Regions from separate parts of the Homo sapiens genome. Here region 2 is linked to region 1. Evidence: read pairs that join two places in POLR2A ChIA-PET (ENCODE). Cell type or tissue: CD4-positive, alpha-beta T cell. All regions are shown on one strand. Links, peaks and the distances in the headings refer to the core of each region. The heading gives the core; the rest is flanking DNA. Region 1 overlaps SUPT3H (SPT3 homolog, SAGA and STAGA complex component). Region 2 overlaps SUPT3H (SPT3 homolog, SAGA and STAGA complex component).

Region 1 (12,493 bases), core at 1,748-9,747:
TGAATAGAGGTTGGTTATGGGTACAAATGTATAGTTAGGTAGAATAGATAAATTCCAATGGTTGATAGCAGAATAGGGTGACTGTACTAGTAAGAATATTATATATATTTCAAAGTAACTAGAGGACTTGATACCTGTACATAAAAATAATAAATAGTCAAGATGTTGGATTACCCCATTTATCTTGACTTGATCATTACACTTTTTTTTGCATGTAACAAACATTATCATACATCCCCAAAATATATAAATTATTATGTATTAATAAAAGAGAGAAACAAAATGTGGGCTTAGAGTTAGGCTGGGGTTTGAAGGAGGTTTAGCTACTTAGTCTTTAATGTGTTCTCGGAATAGTTGTTATCTTTGGGCCTCAGTTTTCTCATCTGTAAAATGTGGCTGATAATTGTATCAGCAAGATAATCTGTTTTAGAAGATTATATATATATAGAACACCATCTATGTCTGGAATGTAATAAGTACTCAGTTCATGCCAGATATTGTTATTTTTATTTTAGTATTTTGCTATAGTAGAATACATGGCTCATACTCCTATTTCATCCTGTGTATTTCATGCAGTGGGGCAGTATCACCTTTCAGAATGCAAAAGAAAACTCTCTCAGTATAAGTTGATTTGTAGTTCTCCTAGGAAAAAGAATGAGTTTAAAGACATAACTCCTGCTGTGATACAATGAGTCCCAAGAAGTTAGTTAAATAATGGCTATTTTGGTAAAAATGGTTACTGCAATAATAAAAAATTAAAATTAAAAAATAAAATTAAAAAACCCAAACCAGTAAGTAATATTTCAAATAACTCAGTTTTTACCAAACTCATGATTTTTATAAAAAAGGATTCCAGAATTTTGATTTTATATATGATTTTAAAAAATGTTAGGGTTTAATCTTAGCATATTTTGGAGTGCTTGTTAATTCATTCAATTAAATGCTTTCATGCAAGATTATATCTTCTTATCATCATAGCAAAAGTTTGATAATCCTATTGGTAAATTGATTATTAAGAATTTATTTTTAGGTTGGGCACGGTGGCTCATGCCTGTAATCCCAGCACTTTCAGAGGCCAAGACGGGTGGATCGCCTTAGGTCAGGAGTTCGAGACCAGCCTGACCAACATTGTGAAACCACATCTCTACTAAAAATACAAAAATTAGCCTGGTGTGATGGTGCATGCCTGTAGTCCCAGCTTCTTTGGGAGGAGAATCACCTGAACTCTGGGGGCGGCGGCTGTAGTGAGCCGAGACTGTGCCACTGCACTGCAGCCTGAGCCACAAAGTGAGACTCCATCTCAAAAAAAAAATTTTTTTTATTTTTATTTTTAGAAGGTGTATTCTTCAGAGAAAACCAATAGTGTGTGTGTGTGCGCGCGCGCGGGTGTTTGCATAGAAAGAGATTTATTATAAAGAGTTGGCTCACATGATTCAAGTTTAACATCTGCAGAGCCAACATACCAATTTGAATCTGAAGGCTAGAAGCTCCTATATAACCAGGAAAAGGCAATGTTTCAGGTTTAAGACAATAGGCAAGAAGAGCTCATGTTTCATTTCTAAGGCTATAAAGCAGCAAAATTCTCTCTTACTTGGAGGAGGGTCAGCCTTTTGCTCTATTAAGGCCTTCAACTGATTGGATTAGAACCACTGCCATTATGGAGGGCTATCTGCTTTGCTTAGTTTGCTGATTTAAATGTTAATCTCATCCCAAAACATTCTCATAGAATAACTTAGAATAATGTTTCATGAGATATTGGGGTGCCCTTTGGCCCATTTAAGTCACACATAAAATTGAACATTGTAAAAGGTAAGCAGAAAATAATAAAAGCAGACATTTTTGGCTTCACTTACTGATTGCACTTGAGGAGCAGATAGAAAATGATTCACCTGTAGAAGTTACACCTTCACAGTGTGATATTGCCATAGCATTGCTCTGTATGTTTTCATATTGGCAACAGATCATTATGTACTTTGAGTGTAGTTTTTTTTTTGCTTGTTTTCTTCGCCATTCTTATTATCTTGATAAAAATTAAAATATAAAAGTTTCATTTTGTTTTATTTTTAATATATTCCTCACTCTCAGCAAGCTTTACTGTATCATCTGAAAACATTAGCTATATTGCCTTAATGGGCTTAGTGTGTTTTTAGTCAGGCCAGACACAATGTTAAATTAAGGAATAATTTAATCATTGAAGTGATTGGTACCTGTGTTTTGGACCTTTTCTTATTATTCTCTACCTTTGAATCTTATTGTTCATGGCATAAAGCTGCCTGGTGGGTTGGGTGTCCTGTCTCACTGGGAAACCAGTTGTGATCTAGGAATGCAACAGGTGTCCAGGTAACCTTTTGTTTAATATTATGTGTTAGGTTCCTAATCTGAAACATAAAATGGAAAAGGAAGTCCAAGTATAAATAGTCTTTTTTGGAGGGAGCCTGGAAATAGTTTAAAACTAGTGGGAAAAGCTAATAACTGAAATTGCATGAATTTTATTTTTTATGAGCAGTATCTAGTTTTATGATTATTTTTAAAGCTGAAATCTACAGTTAAGTTAAATAAGTTAAACATAATTGTGAAGGCATAAGCACATAAACATCACAGAGTTAAGGAATCATCAAACTAATTAACATATTACTAATGTTGAAAATGTCTGAAGTAGAATATGTTTTTCAAAAGATATCTAATATAAATAATTTTTCATAATTATTTTAATTCCAGAAATTTTTCTCTTATAAACATATTCTAGTTTCCTTCAATCATGGAATTTATTTTAGTATTATTTCATATACTAACTATCATTAAATAGGTTAAAAATTTGATAATTTTGGCTGGGCATTGTGGCTCATCCTGTAATCCAGCATTTTGGGAGGCTGAAGCAGGATGATCCCTTGAGCTCAGGAGTTTGAGAATAGCAAAACCTTTTCTCTACTAAATATATATATTTAGTATATATTTAAATATATATATATTTTTCTAGATGGTCTCACTCTGTCATTCAGGCTGGAGTGCAGTGGCATGATCGTAGCTCACTGTAACCTCGAACAGGGCTCAAGCCATTCCCCCACCTCAGCCTCCCTAGTCACTTGGGACTACAGGCACTTGCCACAGAGTACATGTAGTTTTTTTAAAATATTTTTGTTGGCCAGGCGCAGTGGCTCACGCCTGTAATCCCAGCACTTTAGGAGGGCAGGGCGGGCGGATCATGAGGTCAGGAGTTCGAGACCAGCCTTACTAACATGGTGAAACCCCGTCTCTACTAAAATATAAAAATTAGCTGGGTGTGGTGGCATGGGCCTGAAATCCCAGCTACTCAAGGCAGGAGAATTGCTTGAACCCGGGATGCGGAGGTTGCAGTGAGCCAAGATTGCGCCACTGCACTGGGTGACAGAGCAAGACTCCGTCTCAAAAAGAAGAAAAAATTTTTTTTTGTAGAGATGGGGGTCTTCCTATGTTGCTTAGGCTGGCCTGAAACTCCTGGCCTCAAGCAGTCCTCCCACCTCGGCCTCCCAAAGCATGACAATTTAATAAGCCTATTTTACCAGCACAGCACAATACCACAGTCAGTCATCATGCAGGCTTAAAATTTAATTTTTTTCTGTATTTGAGTAAACGTTATACACACACACACACTCAAACATACACACATACAAATATATATTGTATGCTTAGAGTCATATTGTATAGTGTACATCCCCTGGTGGCAGAAAGCAAAACAATTTAGCTGCCTTAAAATAGGAATACTTTTCTGAAATAAAACTTAGAGTTTTAATATACCCAACTGAAAAATATCACCATTTCCTGGACTTCATATATCTGCTGTAAAATTATAGGATTATCAAGAGGATTAAATTCACTGATAAATGTAAAGGGCACACTACTTGACACATTGTAAGTGCTTAATATAATGTATGACTTATTCTTACATATCTGAGGATTGCATTGGTGTATATGTCTTGTGAAGATGACAGTGTTTAGGTTAATTTTTTTTCTCCTTAACAAATTTATGCCCTCTTTGTCATTGTACTAAACAGTTGGCTCCATGTTTATTGCTTGTTATGTAGAGTAGGGAATGTTTTAGTGGTGTATTTTAGTTTCATTGATAAATTACTACAACCATGTGGAAGGCTGTTATTTCTTCAGGTCTTTTGGGATTGTGCTTGATCTGTGGGTATAAAAGAGATTTTTGTATGTATTTAATAATGTGATGAGACAGAAATATACTAAATTGTATGTTTTATTCTACAGCAGACTCTGTTAAAAAGTGGATTATTGTTATATACACTTAATAAAAGACTTGAAACAAACCTCCAAGATACTTGCAGGGTTGCCAAAAAACATACTAGCATACCATCTATTCAGTGATGAGGAAGAAGATAGTGGAAGAAAGTAGTAATCCAACCAGTTAATCTCTCTCCATATGTGGAATGGTCAAAAATATTAATTTTTATAAGAAATTTTGTATAGATTTAGCTGGGGCCAATATTGATTATGATACAGTAGCTATCTGTAAAGATTTGGTGTTGATTCTTAATATTGAAAATTAAGGCATATAAGATAGTTCACAAAATGTCGATTAAATGAAGTAGCTGTATTTGCCTAAATGTTCTTTTGTCCTTGTTAGTGAAGAACATAAAAATCCTGTCTGACAGTATAGATTGTATATTTTTATTGTCTTTTTTTTTTTTTTTTTAGATGGAGTTTCGCTCTTGTTGTCCAGGCTGGAGTGCAGTAGCTAAATCTTGGCTCATTGCAACCTCCACCTCCGAGGTTCAAGCGATTCTCCTGCCTCAGCCTCCCGAGTAGCTGAGATTACAGACGCATGCCACCACACCCGGCTAATTTTTGTATTTTTAATAGAGATGAGATTTCACCATGTTGGTCAGGTTTGTCTTGAACTCCTGTCCTCAGGTGATCCACCCACCTTGGCCTCCTAAAGTACTGGGATTACAGGTGTGAGTCACCACGCCTGGCAGATTGTATATTTTTAGAAGTTTAATAACTTAAATGTATGGGACCTTTTATGTGTTCAGAAATACACATAATGATAACTTTTATTTCTGTGTCAAAATTTATTATAGTGGCAATGATAGATATTATAATAAATGAAAAATTATCTTACCTTGACTAATAGTTAATAAAATCTGTTGGGTGTAGTTTTTTTCTTTCTATCTTTCTTTCTTTTTTTTTTTTGGAGACAAAGTCTCACTCTTTCGCCCAGGCTAGAGTGCAGTGGCGCGATCTCAGCTCACTGCAACCTCTGCCTCCCAGGTTCAAGCAATTCTCCTGCCTCAGCCTCCAGAGTAGCTGAAATTACAGGCTCACACCACCACGCCCAGCTGATTTTTGTATTTTTAGTAGAGACGAGATTTCACCATCTTGGCCAGGCTGGTCTCGAACTCCTGACCTCTTGATCCAGTTGGGTATAGTTTTGAATGAACTCTTGCTTGCCTATTCATCCTTTTGTCAAATGATGGTAATATATAGAGATTTAAATTTTTTTGAAGATGTATTGATACTAAAATGCTGTACACTGTGAAGTGTCACTACCATTTATTTAAAATAGTAAACTCAGTATGTAGGTGGTGACAGAACCACACAGTGAGAAACATTCTTTCAGCATGTCATAGTTTGTTCTGCTCAAACCATGAAGTACTGTAGATCTTTTAACAATCCCATTGAGAGAATTTTATGCATTTTAGAGGGAGTACTTACATATGAGTAATGAGAACATCTTTAAATAGACAATACAATGGGAACAGGAAAACCTGTATAGTGAGTGGTAAGAATGATATTAGTTTTAATGACATTTACATTTATATGTATATATATATATTATGTTTGTCTTTCAATCCTGTGAGTGAATTCTAACTGAAAATATATTGCCTTTGGTTCTTTATGGAATTTTTTTTCAAATGATTTGTTTTTGGTACATTATGATATATTTTATATTTAATATGTATATTTAATATATATTAAGATATTAGATATATTTTATTAAGGCTTGTTGGTGTAATTTACTGTTGGTTAAGTATTTCTATCATTTTTAGTATTCTACTTGTAATTTAACATTGTTAGATTAAGATTATATTAATGTTTTAAATTGAGGAATTTAAAATAAACTAGTAATTTAGTGCTTCATAGTAAATTCGTAAGTAGAGCTCTAGCTTTGATTATACTTATATTTGCAATAATTTACATCATGATGTGATAATTACAGTAAATGTATCCTTGAAGTTAAATTTAAATATTTGGTAATTTTAGACTTTACTCATTCAGAATTTGCTAGGATTTGATAGAGCTTGCAACTTAGCTTTAGTTTATCTGTTATAAGAGGGTAAGATTAATTGAGAAGATATATATCAGATTAAGAAAAAATTTCATTATTAAATATAAAATTTAGGGGCTTTGTAGGGTATGATTTATATAGTTAGAAAAAAGTTCTATAATTGATGTTTTAATTCTGGGAATCTGAAATTTTAGATTGGAATTTCTAGGTACATACGAATTTAGTATGGCACACCTTACTGAACTTTTACAATAGTATATGGTATCATTTCTGTTTCTTCATTTTAGTTATTTAAAATTAAACTTTTTATTTTGAGATAATTGTAGATTCAAAGGTAGTTGCAAGTAATAATACAGACAGATCCTGTGTATCCTTTATCTAGTTACCCCCAATGGTAAGAGGTTGTAAAATTATAGTACACTATTAAAATTAGAATATTAACATTGATAACATCCATTGATTTTGTGAAGATTTCTGCACTTGAACTTGTGTGTTTGTTTAGTGTTTAGTTCTTTTTTTCTCACATACGGTTTCATGTATCTACTACACCAGTCAAGACACATAACAGTTCTATTACCATGAAATTCCTTGTGTTGCTTCCCCTTTTATAGCCTCCACCAACTCTTCTCTCATATTCTCTACCTCTTTCCCTATCCCATGGCAAACACTGATTTGTTCTTTCTTTCTATTGTTTTGACATTTTAAGAATGTTAAATGGATGGATTACAATATGTAATATTTGGTATTGATCTTTTTTACTCAAACATAATTCCATGAAGATTCATCCATGTTGTTGCATTCATTAGTAGTTATTAGCTCTTTATTGATAAGAGTATTCCATGGTGTGGATGTACCAGTTTCTTTAATAGTCACCCATTGAAGGACATCTGAGTTGTCTCCAGTTTTGGGCTATTAAAAATAAAGCTTCTGTGAACATTTATATACAGAATTTTGCGTGAACACATGTTTTCATTTCTCTGGAATAAATGCCCAAGAGCATAATTGCTGTGTCATTATGGTAATTGTGTGTTTAATTTTTTAAAGAAACTGATAAACTGTTTTCCAGAGTATCTGTACAATTTTACATTGTCATCAGAAATGTATGAATGATTCACTTTCTCCATATTCTTATCAGTCTTTGTTGTTGTCACTGTTTTTAAATTTTAGCCATTCTGATGGTCCTGTAGTGATAATCTCCTGTGGTTTACATTTGCATTTCCTTGTTGGCTAATATGTTGAACACCATTTTGTGTGCTTATTTGCCATCTGTATGTCATCTTCCATGAAATGTCCATTCCTGCCTTCTGTCATTTTCTAATTGGATTGTTTGTAGTTTTACTGTCAAGCGTTGAGTGTTTTCCTTACGGTTTGTAGTTTATCTGTTCATCCTCTTAACAGGCTCTTTTGCATAGCAAAAGTTTTTAATTTTGATGAGGTGCAATGTATCTAATGTTAGGGATCTTGCTTTTGATGTCAATCCTAGCCTTAGATTCTAAAGATTTTCTTCTACTTTTTTTTTAAGTTTTATGTTTTATATTTAGACCTGTGATACATTTTTTAGTTTTTATATATGCTGTGAGGTTTAAGTGGAAGTTTATTTTTTTGCCTATGAATGTCCAAATGCTCCATCACTATTTGTTGAAAAGGTTATATTTCCTATATTGAATTATACTTTTAAGCTTCTAAAAAATCTGTGAGCCATTATTTGCTTGGTCCATTTCTGCGTTCTGTATTCTGTTCTATTGATCTATGTTTTTGTCCATCTACAGTACCACACTGTATTTATTGTTGTAGTTATATGTAGACTTTAATATTAAGTAGAGTGAGTCCTTTCATTTGTTCTTCTTTTATAAGATTGTTTTAGCTGTTCTAGAAGTAGCTGTTCTACAAATTATTATTTTCTTAAATTATTGTGACCATGAAGTGAGAAAAGCACTACAAATTAGAATAAGCTTCCCTATGTCTACAAAAAGAAAAAACCTTGATGGGATTATAATAGGAATTAAATTAAACTTATATATCAATTTAGGGAAAATTAATATCTTCAGTATGTTGAGTCTTCTAATCTATGAACATAAACTGTGTCTCCATTTATTTAGGTTGTCTGATTTCTTTCATCAACATTTTATACTTTTGAGTATATAACTCTTGTTTATGTTTTGTTAAGTAATTGTCTTAGGAGTAATTATAATTTCTTTGGAGTATTTTAATTTCTGTTTTCACATGTTAATTGTTAGCATTTATAAACAGCTTGATTTTTGTGTGTCAATCTTGTATCCTGTAACTATTTCACTCTTATTATTATATTTTATATTATACTTTAAGTTCTAGGGTACATGTGCACAACGTGCAGGTGTGTTACATATATATACAAGTGCCATGTTGGTTTGCTGCACCCATTAACTCGTCATTTACATTAGATTTCTCCTAATGCTATCCCTCCCGCATGCCCCCACCCCATGACAGGCCCTGGTGTATGATGTTTCCCACCCTGTGTCCAAGTGTTCTCATTGTTCAGTTCCCACCTATGAGTGAGAACATGCAGTGTTTGGTTTTCTGTCCTTGTGATAGTTTGCTCAGAATAATAGTTTCCAGCTTTATCCATGTCCCTACAAAGGACATGAACTCATCATTTTTTATGGCTGCATAGTATTCTATGGTGTATTTGTGCCATATTTTCTTAATCCAGTCTATCATTGATGGACATTTGGGTTGATTCCAAGTCTTTGCTATTGTGAATAGTGCTGCAGTAAACATACGTGTGCATGTGTCTTTATAGTAGCATGATTTATAATCCTTTGGGTATATACCCAGTAATGGGATTGCTGGGTCAAATGGTATTTCCAGTTCTAGATCCTTGAGGAATCGCCACACTATCTTCCACAATGGTTGAACTCCCACCAACAGTGTCTTGCCCATGCCTGTGTCCTGAATGGTATGGCCTAGGTTTTCTTCTAGGGTTCACTCTGTTATTTTTTTCCAGGAGGCTTTTGTAGATTCTTTGTGATTTTCTATGCAGACAGTAATGTCATTAGCAAGTAGGAACAGTTATATTTTGTTTGTTTCCAATATGTGTGCTTTTTATTTCTTTTTCTTATGGTGGTGTACTAGCTAGAACTTCCAGTAAGTAGTATGTTGAGAAAGAGTGGGGAGAGTGGATATCTTTGCCTTGTTACTAATTTTAGAGGTAAAGCATTTAGTCTTCTATCATTATGAATAATTTTAGCTGTCATTTTTTGGTTGTTGGGAAAGTTTCCCTTGATGAAATAATGTTGGATTTTGTCAGATTTTTTTTTCTGCCTCAATTGATATGTTCATACTATTTTTCTTCTTTAGCTTGTTGATGTGATTGTTTGCATTGCTTTATTTTTGAATGTTGAACCGTGTTGCACATGTGGAATAACTCCCACTTTTTTAGGATATGTAATTATTTTTATATATGGTTGAATTTGATATGCTAATTTTTGTGTAGGTATTTTATGTCTGTATTTGTGAGAGAAGATGGTCTGCAATAATCTTTTTCTGTCTGGTTTTAGTTTCAGTTTATATTTGCCTGATAAAATGGGAAGCATTTTCTCATCTTTTTTTTAATAGATTGTGAAAATGGGTGTAATTCTTTTTTTTTTTTTTTTTTTTTTTTTTGAGACAGAGTCTCTCTCTCGGTCACCCAGGCTGGAGTGCAATGGCATGGTCTCGGCTCACTGAAACCTCTGCCTCCCAGGTTCAAGCGATTCTCCTGCGTCAGCCTCCCAAATAGCTGGGACTACGGGCACGTGCCACCACACCCAGCTAATTTTTTTATTTTTAATGGAGACAGGGTTTCACTATGTTGGCCAGGCTTGTCTCAAACTCCTGACCTCGTGATCCACCCACCTCGGCCTCCCAAAGTGCTGGGATTACAGGCGTGAGCTGCTGCGCCTGGCAATTCTTTTTTAAAAGTTTACTTGAATTCTCCACCCAACCAGTTAGGCCTAGAGAATTTTGAATTCTCCACTTAAACCAATTAGGCCTAGATAATTGTTTTGGAATTGGGGGGAGCTATAAAATTATGAATTCAATTTTTAACATTGTTATAGGACAGTTCATATTATCCATTTCACACTGGTTGTATTTTGGTACTGTGTGGTTTTCAAGGAATTGGCTTGTTTCTTCTAACTTGTCAGATTCGTAAGTCTAAAGTTGTTTGTAGTATTCCCTTTTTAATCTTTTAGTAGATGCAGGATTTGTGGTAATGTCGTTTTTTTCATTCCTGGTGTTTGTGATTTGTGTCTTTTCTCTATTTTTGTTAGTTTTTCATTCCTGGCGTTTGTGATTTGTGTCTTTTCTCTATTTTTGTTATTCTTCCTGTAGGTTTATCTATTTTATTCATCTGTTTTCAAAGAACCAGTTCTTTTATGGATTTTCTCTACTATTTTCCTACTTTAAATTCTGTGTCTTATCTTTATGATTTCCTTCCATCTACCTGCTTAGGTTTATTTGCTTTTTTTCTACTTTCTTGAGATAAGAACTTAGATCATTTATTTAAGACTTTTTTTTCTAATGTAAGCATGTAGTGATATGAGTTTCTTTTTCCTCTTGATTTTAGCTGCATCAAACATATTTTGGTGTGTTGTCTTTTTATTTTCATTCAGTTTTATGAGTTTTAGACTTTCTTTGTAACTTCTTTGACCCATGGATTATTTAGAAGTGTGCTTAGAGATTTTCTCATTATCTTTCTGTTATTGATTAATAGTTTGATTCAATTATGGTTAGATAACATGTTCTATATTGATTTAACTCTTTGAAATATGTTGAGATTTGTTTCATGGCTCAGGACGTGGTCTATCTTAGTGAATATTCAATGGGTACTTTTTTCTGGTGTAGTATTTGTATGTTTTAATTTGATTTTGTTGAGTGTGTTGTTCAGATTTTCTATATTCTTGATGATTTTCTCACTAGTACTTTTTTTGAGACGGAGTTTTGCTCCTGTTGTCCAGGCTGGAATGCAATGGCGTGATCTCAGCTCACCGCAACCTCCGCCTCCCAGGTTCAAGTGATTCTCCTGCCTCAGCTTCCCAAGTAGATGGGATTACAGGCATGCGCCATCATGCCCAGCTAATTTTTAAATATTTTTTTAGTAGAGGTGGGGTTTCTCCATGTTGGTCAGGCTGGTCTCGAACTCCCGACTTCAGGTGATCCACCTGCCTCGGCCTCCCAAAGTGTTGGGATTACAGGCGTGAGCCACCGTACCCGGCCACTAGTACTTTCATCAATTGTTGAGATAGGGCTTTTGAAATCCCCATGTATAGTTGTGGATATATCAATTTTTTTTCCAGCTCTATCAGTTTTGCTTTATGTATTCGAGACTCTGTTTTTGGTTGTTTGTATTTACAGGATTCCTATGTCTTCCTAGTAGATTGCTCCTTTGATCATTATATAATATCTTTTCTCATGTTTAGTAATTTTCTTTGCTCTGAAATTCACCTTATCTGATATTAATACAGCTCCTTCTGCTTTCTATTAATATTCCATGTTATATATTTTTCACTCTTTTGCTTTCAAAGGATTACCTTCACGTGTTTTTATGTACTCTGCCCAACTTTGCCCCTTTAAATGGTATATTTCAACAATTTTCATTTAATTATGAATATGTTACAGCTTTTCTTCCATTTTATTTATTGTTTTCTGTTTATTTTCCTCTATTTCTCATTTCTCTCATTCTTTCTTTTTGCCTTCCTGTGTATACTAGAACATTTTTTCAGATTCCACCTTGCTTCATATATATGTTTTTTTGTTTTGTTTTCTTTTTCTTTTGAGACAGAGTCTTGCTCTGTCACTCAGGCTGGAGTGCAGCAGTGTGATCTCGGCCTACTGCAGCCTCTGCCTCCCAGATATAAGCAGTTCTCCTGTCTCAGCCTCCCTAGTAGCTAGGACTACAGGCACACGTCACCACGCCTGGCTAATTTTTGTATTTTTGTAGAGACTGGATTTTGCCATGTCGATCAGACTGGTCTTGAACTCCTGACCTCAAGTGATCCACCTGCCTTGGCCTCCCAAAGTGTTGGAATTACAGCGTGAGCCACCACATTCGGCCAGATTAAAATATATAGTATTTTTGACTATATTTTGTATAATTTTCCTAGTAGTTGCTTAGGGTATACATACATGTGACTTATTCTAGTCTACTGATGTCATCATTTTATATTTTATTTTATTTTATTTTATTTT
Region 2 (12,493 bases), core at 2,208-10,207, 86 kb before region 1:
CAAATGCTGTTAATTCATTCCTTTGTATGGTTGAGTAGTATTCCATCATCTATCTATCTATCTATCTATCTATCTATCTATCTATCTATCTATCTATCTGTCTATCTGAGCTTCTTTATCCACTCATTGATTGATAGGCATTTGGGTTGGTTCCATGATTTTGCTATTGTGAATTGTGCTGCTATAAACATGCGTGTGCAAGTATCTTTTTAGAATAATGACTTCTTTTCCTCAGGGTAGATACCCAGTAATGAGATTGCTGGATCAAATGGTAGTTCTACTTTTAGTTCTTTAAGGAGTTTCCACACTGTTTTCCATAGCAGCTTGTACTGGTTTACATTCCTACCAGCAGTGTAGAAGTGTTCCCTGTTCACCGCATCCATGCCAACATCTACTGTGTTTTGATTCTTTGATTATGGCCATTCTTACAGGAGTAAGGTGGTATCGCATTGTGGTTTTGATTTGCATTTCCCTGATCATTAGTGATGTTGAGCATTTTTTCATGTGTTTGTTGGCCATTTGTATATCTTCTTTTGAGAGTTGTCTATTCATGTCCTTAGCCCACTTTTTGATGGTATTGATTGATTTTTCTTGTTGATTTGAGTTTGTTGTAGATTCTAGATATTAGTCCTTTGTCAGATATATAGATTGTGAAGATTTTCTCCAACTCTGTGGGTTGTCAGTTTACTTTGCTGATTGTTCCTTTTGCCATGCAAAAGCTCTTTAATTAGGTCACAGCTATTTTTTTTTGTTTTTATTGCAATTGCTTTTGGGTTTTTGGTCATGGAATCCTTGTTTAAGGCAATGTCTAGAAGGGTTTTTCCAATGTTAACTTCTAGAATTTTTAGTTTCAGGTCTTAGATTTAAGTCCTTAATCCATCTTGAGTTGATTTTTGTATAAGGTGAGAGATGAGGATCGAGTTTCATTCTCCTACATGTGGCTAGCCTAGTGTCTGAGCACCATTTGTTGAAAAGGGAGTCCTTTCCCCACTTTATGTTTTTGTTTGTTTTGTCAAAGATCAGTTGGCTATAAGTATTTGGATTTATTTCTGAGTTCTCTATTCTGTTCCATTGGTCTATATGCTTATTTTTATACTAGTACCATGCTGTTTTGGTGACTATGGCCTCATAGTATATTTTGAAATCAGGTAATATGATGCCTCCAGATTTGTTCTTTTTGCTTAGCCTTGCTTTGGCTATGTGGGCTCTTTTTTGGTTCCATATGAATTTTAGAATTGTTTTTTCTAACTGTGGAGAATGGTGGTGCTATTTTGATGGGGATTGCTTTGAATTTATAGATTGCTTTTGGCAGTATGATGATTTTCACAATACTGATTCTGGCCATCCGTGAGCATAGGATGTGTTTCCATTTGTTTGTGTTGTCTGTAATTTCTTTTAGCAGTATTTTGTAGTTTTCCTTGTAGAGGTCTTTCGACTCCTTTGTTAGGTATATTCCTAAGTATTTTATTATTTTTGCAGCTATTGTAAAAGGGATTGAGTTATTGATTTCTCAGCTTGATTGCTGTTGGTATATAGAAGAGCTACTGATTTGTGTACTTTAATCTTGTATCCGGAAACTTTACTGAATTCTTTTATCAATTCTAGGAGCTTTCTGGAGAAGTACTTAGGGTTTCCAAGGTAAACAATCATATTGTCAGCAAACGGCAACAGTCTGACTTCCTCTTTACCGACGTGGATGCCCTTTATCTCTTTCTCTTGTCGGATTGTTCTGGCTAAGACTTCCAGTACTATGTTGAAGAGGAGTGGTGAGAATGGGCATCCTTGTCTTGTTCCCATTCTCAGGGGGAATACTTTCAAGTTTTCCCCATTCAGTATTATGTTGGCTGTGGTTTTGTCATAGATGGCTTTTATTACATTAAGGTATGTCCCTTGTATGTTGATTTTGCTGAGGGTTTTGATCATAAAGGGATGCTGGATTTTGTCGAATGCTTTTTCTGCATCGATTGAGATGATTGTGTGATTTTTGTTTTAAAATCTGTTTATGTGGTGAAATATATTTATTGACTTGCATATGTTAAACCATCCCTGCATCCCTGGTATGAAACCCACTTGATCATGGTGGATTATCTTTTTGATGTGTTACTGGATTTGGTTAGCTAGTATTTTGTTAAGGATTTTAGTATCTATGTTCATCAAGGATATCGGTCTGTAGTTTTCTTTTTTGGTTATGTCCTTCCCTGGTTTTGTTATTAGGGTGACGCTGGCTTCATAGAATGGATTAGTGAGGGTTCCCTCTTTCTCTATCTTGTGGAATAGTGTTGAAAGGATTGGTACCAGTTCTTCTTTGAATGTCTGGTAGAATTCTGCTGTGAATCCGTCTGGTCGTGGACTTTTTTTTTTTTTTATAATTTTTAAATTACCATTTCAATCTCGCTGCTTGTTATTGGTCTGTTCAAGGTATCTAATTCTTCCTTATTTAAGCTAGCAGGGTTGTATTTTCTAGGAATTGATCCATCTGTTCTAGGTTTTCTAGTTTATGTGTGTAAAGGTGTTCATAGTAGTCTCGAATGATCTTTTGTATTTCAGTAGTGTCAGTTGTAGTATCTCCTGTTTCATTTCTCAGTGAGGTTATTTGGATTTTCTCTCTTTTCTTGGTTAATCTTGCAAATGGTCTATCAATCTTATATATCTTTTCAAATAACCATCTTTTTGTTTCATGTATCTTTTGTACTGTATTTTTTGTTTGTTTGTTTCAATTTTGTTTAGTTCTGCTCTGCTCTTATTTTTTTTCTTCTACTGGGTTTGGTTTTGGTTTGTTCTTGTTTCTGTAGTTCCCTGAGGCGTGACTTTAGATTGTCTGTTTGTGCTCTTTCAACCTTTTTGATGTAGGCGTTTAGGGCTATGAACTTTCCTCTTAGCATTGCCTTTGCTGTGTCCCAGAGGTTTTGATAAGTTATGTCATTATTGTCATTCAGTTCGAAGAATTTTTTAATTTTCATTTTGATTTCATTTTTGATCCAGTGCTCATTCAAGAGCAGGTTATTTAATTTCCATGTATTTGCATGGTTTTGAGGGTTCCTTTTGGAGTTGATTTCCAGTTTTATTCCACTGTGGTCTGAGAAAGTGCTTGATAGCATTTCAATTTTCTTAAATTTATTGAGGCTCTTTATATGGCCTATCATATGGTCTATCTTGGCGAAAGTTCCTTGGCTGTTGAATAGAATGTGTATTCTGCAGTTGTTGGATGAAATGTTCTGTATATATCTGCTCAAAGTCTATTTGTTCCAAGGTATAGTTTAAATTTATTATTTCTTTGTTGACTGTCTTGTTGACCTGTCTAGTGCTGTCAGTGGAGTATTGAAGTCCCCCCCCCCCCCCACATTATTGTGTTGCTGTCTATCTCATTTTTAGGTCTGTTAGTAATTGTTTTATAAATTTGGGAGCTCCAGTATTAGGTGCATATATGTTTAGGATTATGATATTTTCCTGTTGGACAAGGCCTTTTATCATTATATAATGTCCCTTTTTGTCTTTTTTTTTTTTTTTGAGATGGAGTCTCACTCTGTCGTCCAGGCTGGAGTGCAGTGGCACGATCTCGGCTCACTGCAAGCTCCGCTTCCTGGGTTCACGCCATTCTCCTGCCTCAGCTTCCTGAGTAGCTGGGACTACAGGCACCCGCCACCATGCCTGGCTAATTTTTTTGTATATTTTGTGGAGATAGGGTTTCACTGTGTTAGCCAGGGCCAGGATGGTCTTGATCTCCTGACCTCGTGATCTGCACACCTTGGCCTCCCAAAGTGCTGGGATTACAGGTGTCAGCCACTGTGCCCGGCCTTTTGTCTTTTTTAACTGTTGTTGCTTTAAGGTTTCTTTTGTCTGATATAAGAATTGCTACTCCTGCTTGCTTTTGGTGTCCATTTGCATGAAATGCTCTTTACTACCCCTTTAAGTTTATGTGAGTCCTTATGTGTTAGGTGAATCTCCTGAAGGCAGCAGATAATTGGTTGGTGAGTTCTTACCTATTCTGCAATTCTGTATGTTATAAGTGGAGCATTTAGGCCATTTACATTCCATGTTAGTATTGAAATGTGAGGTACCCTTGCATTCATCATGTTCTTTGTTACCTTTATACTTTGTTTTTTTTGTTTTTGCTTTTTAACTTGTATTTTTGTTTTATAGGTCGTGTGTGCTTTATGCTTTAAAGAGATTCTGTTTTGATGTGTTTCCAGGATTTGTTTCAAGATTTAGAGCTCCTTTTAGCAGTTCTTTTAGTGGTTGCTTGGTAATGGTGAATTCTCTCAGCATTTGTCTGAAAATGACTGTATCTTTCCTTCATATATGATGTTTAGTTTCGCTGGATACAAAATTCTTGGCTGAAGATTGTTTTGTTTGAGGAGGTTGAAGATAGGGCCCCAATCCCTTCTAGCTTGTAGGGTTTCTGCTCAGAAATCTGCTGTTAATCTGATAGGTTTTCCTTTATAGGTTACCTGGTACTTTTGTCTAACAGCTTTTATGATACTTTCCTTTGTCTTAACTTTGGATAACCTGACGACAGTGTGCCTAGACATTGATCTTTTTGTGATGAATTTCCCAGGTGTTTTTTTGTGCTTCTTGTATTTGGATGTCTAGGTCTCTAGCAAGGCTGGGGAAGTTTTCCTTGATTATTCCCCCAGATATGTTTTCTAAGCTTTTAGAATTGTCTTCTTCCTCAGGAACACTGATTATTCTTAGGTCTGTTAGTAATTGTGCATTCTCCACAGAGTATTCTTAGGTTTGGTTGTTTAACATAATCCCAAACTTCTTGGAGGGTTTGTTCATATTATTCTGTTTTCTTTTTCTTTGTTGGATTGGGTTAGTTCGAAGACCTTGTCTTTGAGCTCTCAATTTCTTCTACTTGTTCTGTTCTATTGCTGAGACTTTCCAGAGCATTTTGCATTTCTAAAAGTGTGTCCAAAGTTTCCTGAATTTTTGATTGTATTTTCTTTATGCTATCTATTTTGTTGAATATTGATCCCTTCACTTCTTATATCACTTTTTGGATTTCCTTGCATTGGGCTTCGCCTTTCTCTGGTCCCTCCCTGTTTAGCTTAATAACTAACTTCCTGAATTCTTTTTCAGGTAAGTGAGGGATTTCTTCTTGGTTTGGATCCATTGCTGGTGAACTAGTGTGATTTTATGGGGGTGTTGATGAACCCTGTTTTGTCATATTACCAGGGTTGATTTCCTGGTTCTTTCCTATTTGGGTAGGCTCTGTCAGAGGGAAGGTCTAGGGTTGAAGGCTGTTGTTCAGATTTTTTTGTCCCACAGGGGGTTCCCTTGATGTAGTACTCGCCCCCTTTTCCTGTGGTTATGGCTTCCTGTGAGCCAAACTGCCTGATTGTTTTCTCTCTTCTGGGTCTAGCCACCCAGTGAGTCTACCCAGCTCCTGGCTGGTGCTGAGGGTTTCTGTGCACAGTCCTTCTGATGTGAACCGTCTATGGGTCTCTCAGCAGTGGATACCAGTGCCTGTTCTGGTGGAGGTGGTGGAGGGTGCAACGGACTCTGTGAGGGTTCTTAGCTTTGGTGGTTTAATGCTCTATTTTTGTGCTGGTTGACTTCCTGCCAGGAGGTGGTGCTTTCTAGAAAGCATCAGCTGTAGTAGTGTGGAGAGGGATCAGCAGTGGGTGGGGCCCTAGAACTCCCAGGATTGTATGTCCTTTGTCTTTGGCTACCAGGTTTCCTAGGGAAATCCTGTCAGGTGGGGATGGGGCTAGGTGTGTCTGAATTCAGACTCTACTTGGGCCGTCTTGCTGTGGCTACTGTGGGGGATGGGGTGAGATTCCCAGGTCACTGGAATTGTATACCTAGGAGGATTATGGCTGCCTCTGCCGAGTCATGCAGGTTGTCAGGGATGTGAGGAAAAGCGGCAATCACAGGCCTCACTTAGCTCCCAAGCGAACTGAAAGGCTGGTCTCATTCCCACCGTGCTGCCCACAACAGCCCCAAGTCTGTTTCCAGGTGGAGGGCACGCTTGAAAACTTACCAGAGGCTTTCCACTTCCCAGAGTATTTGAGGTGTCTCCCAGGTACTGCAGGAGCAGTCCGCTTTCTTCAGAGGTTCTGTGGGTCCTCTCAGGATTGCTGGTTTGTTCCTGCAGTTGATCAGAAGCTAACATTCACAATCTGGTACACTATTCTTGGTGGACATTTTCTCCCCATCCTTTTCATCACTTTGACTATATCATCCCATTCTCTCCTGGTCTGTAAGGTGTCTACCGAGAAAACTGCTGTTAGCCTTATTTGAACTCTGTTATATGTGATTTCTTTCTTTTCTCTTGTTGGTTTCAGGATCTTTTCTTTATGTTTGATTTCTGACAGTTTGGTTATAATATACCTTCGTCTATTCTTGTTTGGATTAACTCTGATGGGAGATTTTTTTCCCTGCCTATATGTTGATATTTATATCTTCTTCAGATTTGGGACATTTTCTGCTATTTATTTAAATAAGATTTCTATCACTTTTTCTCTTTCTTCTTCTTGAACTCCTATGACCGAAATATTTGCTGTTTTGATGCTGTCTCATATATTTTATAAGCTTTCTTCAGTTACATAGTTTTTTTTTTCTCTTTTGACTATATATTTTTAACTAACTTGTCCTTAAGATCACAGATCTTCTGCTTGATCAGTTCTGATATTGTTGATACTCAGTTAAAGTTTTAATTTCATTTCATCGTGTTTTTCGGCTTTGGAATTTGTTTCTTTTTATAATTTCAATCTATTAGGTTTTTCATTTTGGTCATTTATTTTCTTGAAGTTCACTGAGCTCACTTAAAATGATTATTCTGATTTCTTTCTCAGGCAGTTTATCTTCATTTCTTTGTGGTCAGGCACTGGGAGATTGTATTCTTTTTTTTTTTTTTCCTAAATATTTAGACATCTATTTTTAAAAGGCATAAACACTCACAGTGTTATCATAATCCTTTCTCCATTTATTTTTCTTTTTATTCAAAATGACTAGCTAGCTTATATGCATATTTTAAAGTAGCTGAATAGCTCAGGAAAAACAAAAATTTGCATAACCAAATTGTGCACCTTTTTTTTTTCCAAATATTTAGACATTCTGTTTTTAAAAGGCATAAACAGTGCTATCATAATCATTTCTCCATTTATTTTTCTTCTTATTCAAAATGACTAGCTAGCTTATATGCATGTTTTAAAGTAGCTGAATAGCTCAGGAAAAACAAAAATTTGCATAACAAACCAAATTGTGCACCTTTTTTTTTTTAATTCAGAATTTTCATTATTTTTTTTGACTTTTTTTTTTTTAAATTTATTTTTTTTGTTATACTTTAAGTTCTAGGGTACATGTGCACAACTTGCAGGTTTCTTACATATGTTTACATGTGCCATGTTGGTGTACTGCACCCATTAACTCGTCATTTACATTAGTTATATCTCCTAATGCTTTCCCTCCTCCCTCCCCCGATCCCAGGACAGGAGCTCTTGTAGGGCAGGCCTGGTGGTGACAAAATCTCTCAGCATTTGCTTCTCTGTGAAGTATTTTATTTCTCCTTCACTTATGAAGCTTAGTTTGGCTGGATATGCAATTCTGGGTTGAAAATTCTTTTCTTTAAAATGTTGAATATTGGCCCCCACTCTCTTCTGGCTCGTAGTTTCTGCTGAGAGATCAGCTGTTAGTCTGATGGTCTTCCCTTTGTGGGTAACCCGACCTTTTTCTCTGGCTGCCCTTAACATTTTTTCCTTCATTTCAACTTAGGTGAATCTGACAATTATGTGTCTTGGAGTTGCTCTTCTCGAGGAGTATCTTTGTGGCGTTCTCTGTATTTCCTGATTTTGCATGTTGGCCTGCCTTGCTAGATTGGGGAAGTTCTCCTGCAGAGTGTTTTCCAACTTGGTTCCATTCTCCCTGTCACTTTCAGGTACACCAATCAGGTGTAGATTTGGTCTTTTCACATAGTCCCATATTTCTTGGAGGCTTTGCTTTTGTTTCTTTTTATTCTTTTTTCTCAAAACTTCTCTTCTCACTTCATTTCATTCATTTGATCTTCCATCACTGATACCCTTTCTTCCAGTTGATCAAATCGGCTACTGAAGCTTGTGCATTTGTCACGTAGTTCTCGTGCCGTGGTTTTCAGCTCCATCAGGTCCTTTAAGGACTTCTCTGCATTGGTTGTTCTAGTTAGCCATTTGTCTAATCTTATTTCAAGGTTTGCCATGGGTTTGAACTTCCTCCTTTAGCTCGGAGAAGCTTGATCGTCTGAAGCCTTCTTCTCTCAACTCGTCAAAGTCATTCTCCATCCAGCTTTGTTCCGTTTCTTGTGAGGAGCTGCGTTCCTTTAGAGGAGGAGAGGCACTCTGATTTTTAGAATTTTCAGTTTTTCTGTTCTGCTTTTTCCCCATCTTTGTCTTTTTTATCTACCTTTGGTCTTTGATGATGGTAATGTACAGATGGGGTTTTGGTGTGAATGTCCTTTCTGTTTGTTAGTTTTCCTTTTAACAGTCAGGACCCTCAGCTGCATGTCTGTTGGAGTTCGCTGGAGCTCCACTCCAGACCCTGTTTGCCTGGGTATCAGCAGCGGAGGCTGCAGAACAGCGTATATTGCTGAACAGCAAATGTTGCTGTCTGATTGTTTCTCTGGAGGTTTCGTCTCAGAGGGGTACCCAGCCGTATGAGGTGTCAGTCTGCCCCTACTGGGGGGTGCCTCCCAGTTAGGCTACTCGGGTGTCAGGGACCCACTTGAGGAGGCAGTCTGTCTGTTCTCAGACCTCCAGCTGTGTGCTGGGAGAACCCCTACTCTCTTCAAAGCTGTGAGACAGGGACGTTTAAGTCTGCAGAGGTTTCTGCTGCCTTTTGTTTGGCTATGCCCTGCCCCCAGAGGTGGAGTCTACAGAGGCAGGCAGGCCTCCTTGAGCTGCCGTGGGCTCCACCCAGTTCGAGCTTCCTGGTGGCTTTGTTTACCTACTCAAGCCTCAGCAATGGCGGGCACCCCTCCCCCAGCCTTGCTGCCGCCTTGCAGTTTGATCTCAGACAGCTGTGCTAGCAATGAGTGAGGCTCCGTGGGCCTGGGACCTTCTGAGCCAGGTGCGGGATATAATCTCCTGTGTGCCGTTTGCTAAGATCATTGGAAAAGCGCAGTGTTAGGGTGGGAGTGACCTGATTTTCCAGCTTTGCTTGGCCATGAAAGGGAATTCCCTGACCCCTTGCACTTCCAGGGTGAGGCGATGCCTCGCCCTGCTTTGGCTCACGCTCAGTGGGCTGCACCCACTGTCCTGCACCCACTGTCTGACAAGCCTCAGTGAGATGAACCCGGTACCTCAGTTGGAAATGCAGAAATCACCCGTCTTCTGTGTCGCTCATGCTGGGAGCTGTAGACTGGAGCTGTTCCTATTCGGCCATCTTGGAACCGCCCGATTGTATTCTTTTGGTGGTGTTTTGTCTCCTTGGTTTTTCATGGTTCTTGTTGCATTATGTTGATGTCTGAGCATTTGGTGGAGTAGTCACCCCTTGCAGACTTTTTGGGCTAGTTTTGCTATGGAAAGACCTTCACCTTATGAGGGCGCTTGTTGGTTAGGGTACAACAGTTCTGGCACCAGTGAGGGTTCAAGCTGGGTAATCTGTGTAGCTCTGCCAGCCGAGGTTGATTTTAGACCAAGATTGGAGGGATGCTCAGTGGCCAATAGTGTGAATCCTCAGTGGCTAATACTGATGTCTGTGGTGGCAGCAAGGGTTGTTGGGGTCTTTGGTGACAATGGCTGCTAAGGTCCTTGTGATCTCTTTTACTCCTAACAGGGAAGTTGTGGCTGAGCATGGATTCGTTTTGGTACTGGGTATGGCTTGTGGACTTGCTTGAAATAGCAGTGGTACTAGTTTGTGATGTGTGTTGCCTGTGATGTGGCCTTGGAGTTGAGACCTGAAGCCTGGGTACTTGTGGAGGGAGTATGGCTCTGGCATCTGGGTCCATAATGGCACTGATATGTATCATGTAGGCACCTCACCTGCCATGTTGGCAGCAGTATGTGATGCCTGGAGGCTTGTGAACACATCAGTGGAGATGAGAATTGGGAGTACAGGTATATGCAGAATTAGAGAGGCTCCTAGGTAGACGTGGGGCCTAGCTCTGTGTGATAGCTGGTTTGGTACTTGGAGTACAAGCATGAGCAGTGAGGGCTTGGCTTTTAGCCCAGGGAATATGAAGTTGCTCACTAAGGTGATGGCTCAGATATCTGAAATGTGGGCCCAGTGCAGCCACATTGCCTGGGCTTGGAGTGGGTTATTTGTAGAATGACTGCAGTTCTGGGGTTGGGGCAGGTGTGGAGTTGGGAAAGATAGTGGCTTCTACTCTGTCGTTGGTGATGTCATTTCCATTATTGGATTTTTAAGGCAAGGAGTTACATGATGTATGGTTTTGAATCATCTAATAGCAATGTGGTATATAGTGTATATTAGAAGGGACCAGAAGGATTTTGTAGTGAACAATGCTGAGGGCTTGAATGAACTAAAACCACATAAAGAAAGGGAACTCTGAAAACTGGTTGAAAATTAGTTTTGTGCATGTAATTTAATTTATAAACAAACAAGTTGGTGGAAGGAACATTTTGTCAAATGTTATTAGAATAATCTAGCTGAATTTATGTAGATGTATTTGTGAAAAGACTTTTGTAACTTCTTGAAAATTTCAAAACACGACCATTCATTTTATATGTGTAATAACACTGAATCATAAAATGCAGTAGGTATAGCGGAAGCAATAAATATTGTAGTTATATTGGAGTTGGTATGAAAAGACCATGATATTATGTAATACAGGTGGTGAGATGAAACGAGTTATGTTCCGGTAATATGGAAACAATTCATTTAGATTTAGAGCTAAAAGCCGATGTTTTTCGTTTGAGGTAGTTCAGGGAGTCTAATGGCTTAGATTAAAAAGTTCTACAAACTATAATTAGCCATGTCATTCTCTGGAATTTATGCCTCATGAAAATAATACTTTTCTTTGAAAAGCAAACGAATAAGCAAATATAAAAGCGTGAAGAAAATGCCTATTCCTCTGTGATTCCTATTGGATACATTATGTATTCAAAAAGAAGATCAGGCCATGGTGTTCTTGAGTTGGGTTTCTGTAATCAACTGTTTGTAAAAATAAACGTTTCAGGCTGTTGATTTCTTCTATTTGTGTTCTTTTAGTGCTCAAGTGGGTTTTCATTTTAAGTACATTATTGACTGATGATGGCCATTGGTGCTTAAAAAGAATCTAGGTATAATGGCATTGTGCATTTTCTAAGATATTTTTGGCATTCTTACCCATTAAATGGTTACTTTGCGAGGATAAGCAACTGGAAAAAAATCATTGAAGCCATTCTTTTCTATTCGTATTTTTGGTTTTGTTTTGAATACTACTTCTTTTATTTTCTCACCCTGTATTCCTAATAACTTCTTCCTCTTTGACCTTTCTTTTTAGGAAAAAAAATTTAACAGAAACTTTCTGAGGTCTGTTTGTATAGCTTTGAAATAACTTCTGCTAACAGTCTGTTTAGTTTTAGAAAATGATACTAGCCTTGTAGAGCAGTAGAATACTAAGTGGTATCATTAATGCCAAACATAACGATAAAATAGTGGAAAAATTTATTACATATTTAGTTTTTTGGATGGTTTCATTGAGGTGTGTCTTTGAGCATAATTATCAAAGTGATTTTTCCTTTAAATTAAGTAACATTCCTCTGCTAAATTGATTTTCAAAATTAGACCTCTATAATTTGGATGGATGGGTAGAGATTAGTAACTTTTATCTGTAATATTTTCCTGTATAAAGCAGTTTTAAATGTCTTTTAATATATTTTAAGTGAAATATAATTATTAGATATTGCTGTTTACACATTTAAATAGATAAAAAGTATATTATTTTTCCATTTATAAAGCATCCACTTTGTGAGAGTGACTAACTCTTACTGATCCTGATCTGTAGTATACTAGTACTTAGTTCTCATCTGCCAACATATTTAGCTTTCTACAGTATATAGTCTATTAAAAGAGAAGTACAACAAATTTAATTTAAAGATTTAATTGGCTTTGGTTTTTTTTTTTTTTGAGACAGAGTCTTGCTCTGTCGCCCAGGCTGGAGTGCAGTGGTGCAACCTCCCCCTCCTGGGTTCAAGCAATTCTTTTGCCTCAGCTTCCCGAGTAGCTGGGACTACAGGCGCGCACCACTATGCCCAGCTAATTTTTGTATTTTTATTAGATATGAGGTTTCACCATATTGGCCAGGCTGGTCTTGAACTCCTGACCTCGTGATCCGCCCACCTTGGCCTCCCAAAGTGCTGGGATTACAGGCATGAGCCACTGTGCCCGGCCTGGCTTTTTTTGTTTGTTTCTTTTTTTTTTTTTTTTTTTTTACTTCTAGAATCAGGCAACATCTCATTCTATTAAATAGAATGGACTGAGCAGAGATAGTTGGCTTTATAGGCCAAAAATGGCTGAAGAAAACAGAAACGAGAAACAAAAAGCAAATTGGTTGTTTCAAAGTTACTTTCCTTAG

Evidence for each region. Peaks named below come from ENCODE experiments on the same cell type or tissue, not always from the same donor. Only the 100,000 strongest peaks of a DNase experiment are listed, where the experiment ranks them.
Region 2: POLR2A ChIA-PET joins it to region 1 with 14 read pairs; 2 of 35 experiments call an interaction of 5 or more read pairs at or near these places.

Annotation. Positions count from the first base shown.
Region 1 is chr6:45,217,476-45,229,968 of GRCh38, reverse strand. All of the region lies in intron 2 of SUPT3H (SPT3 homolog, SAGA and STAGA complex component), which reads left to right. Among named protein-coding and RNA genes, the nearest start is that of MIR586, 26 kb to the right of the region's middle. In CD4-positive, alpha-beta T cell, for the core only: a CTCF peak has its summit at 3,659; no DNase peak of the experiment used is centred there.
Region 2 is chr6:45,303,529-45,316,021 of GRCh38, reverse strand. All of the region lies in intron 2 of SUPT3H (SPT3 homolog, SAGA and STAGA complex component), which reads left to right. Among named protein-coding and RNA genes, the nearest start is that of RUNX2, 19 kb to the left of the region's middle. In CD4-positive, alpha-beta T cell, for the core only: no CTCF peak of the experiment used is centred there; a DNase peak (open chromatin) is centred at 5,321; H3K27ac peaks cover 874 bases.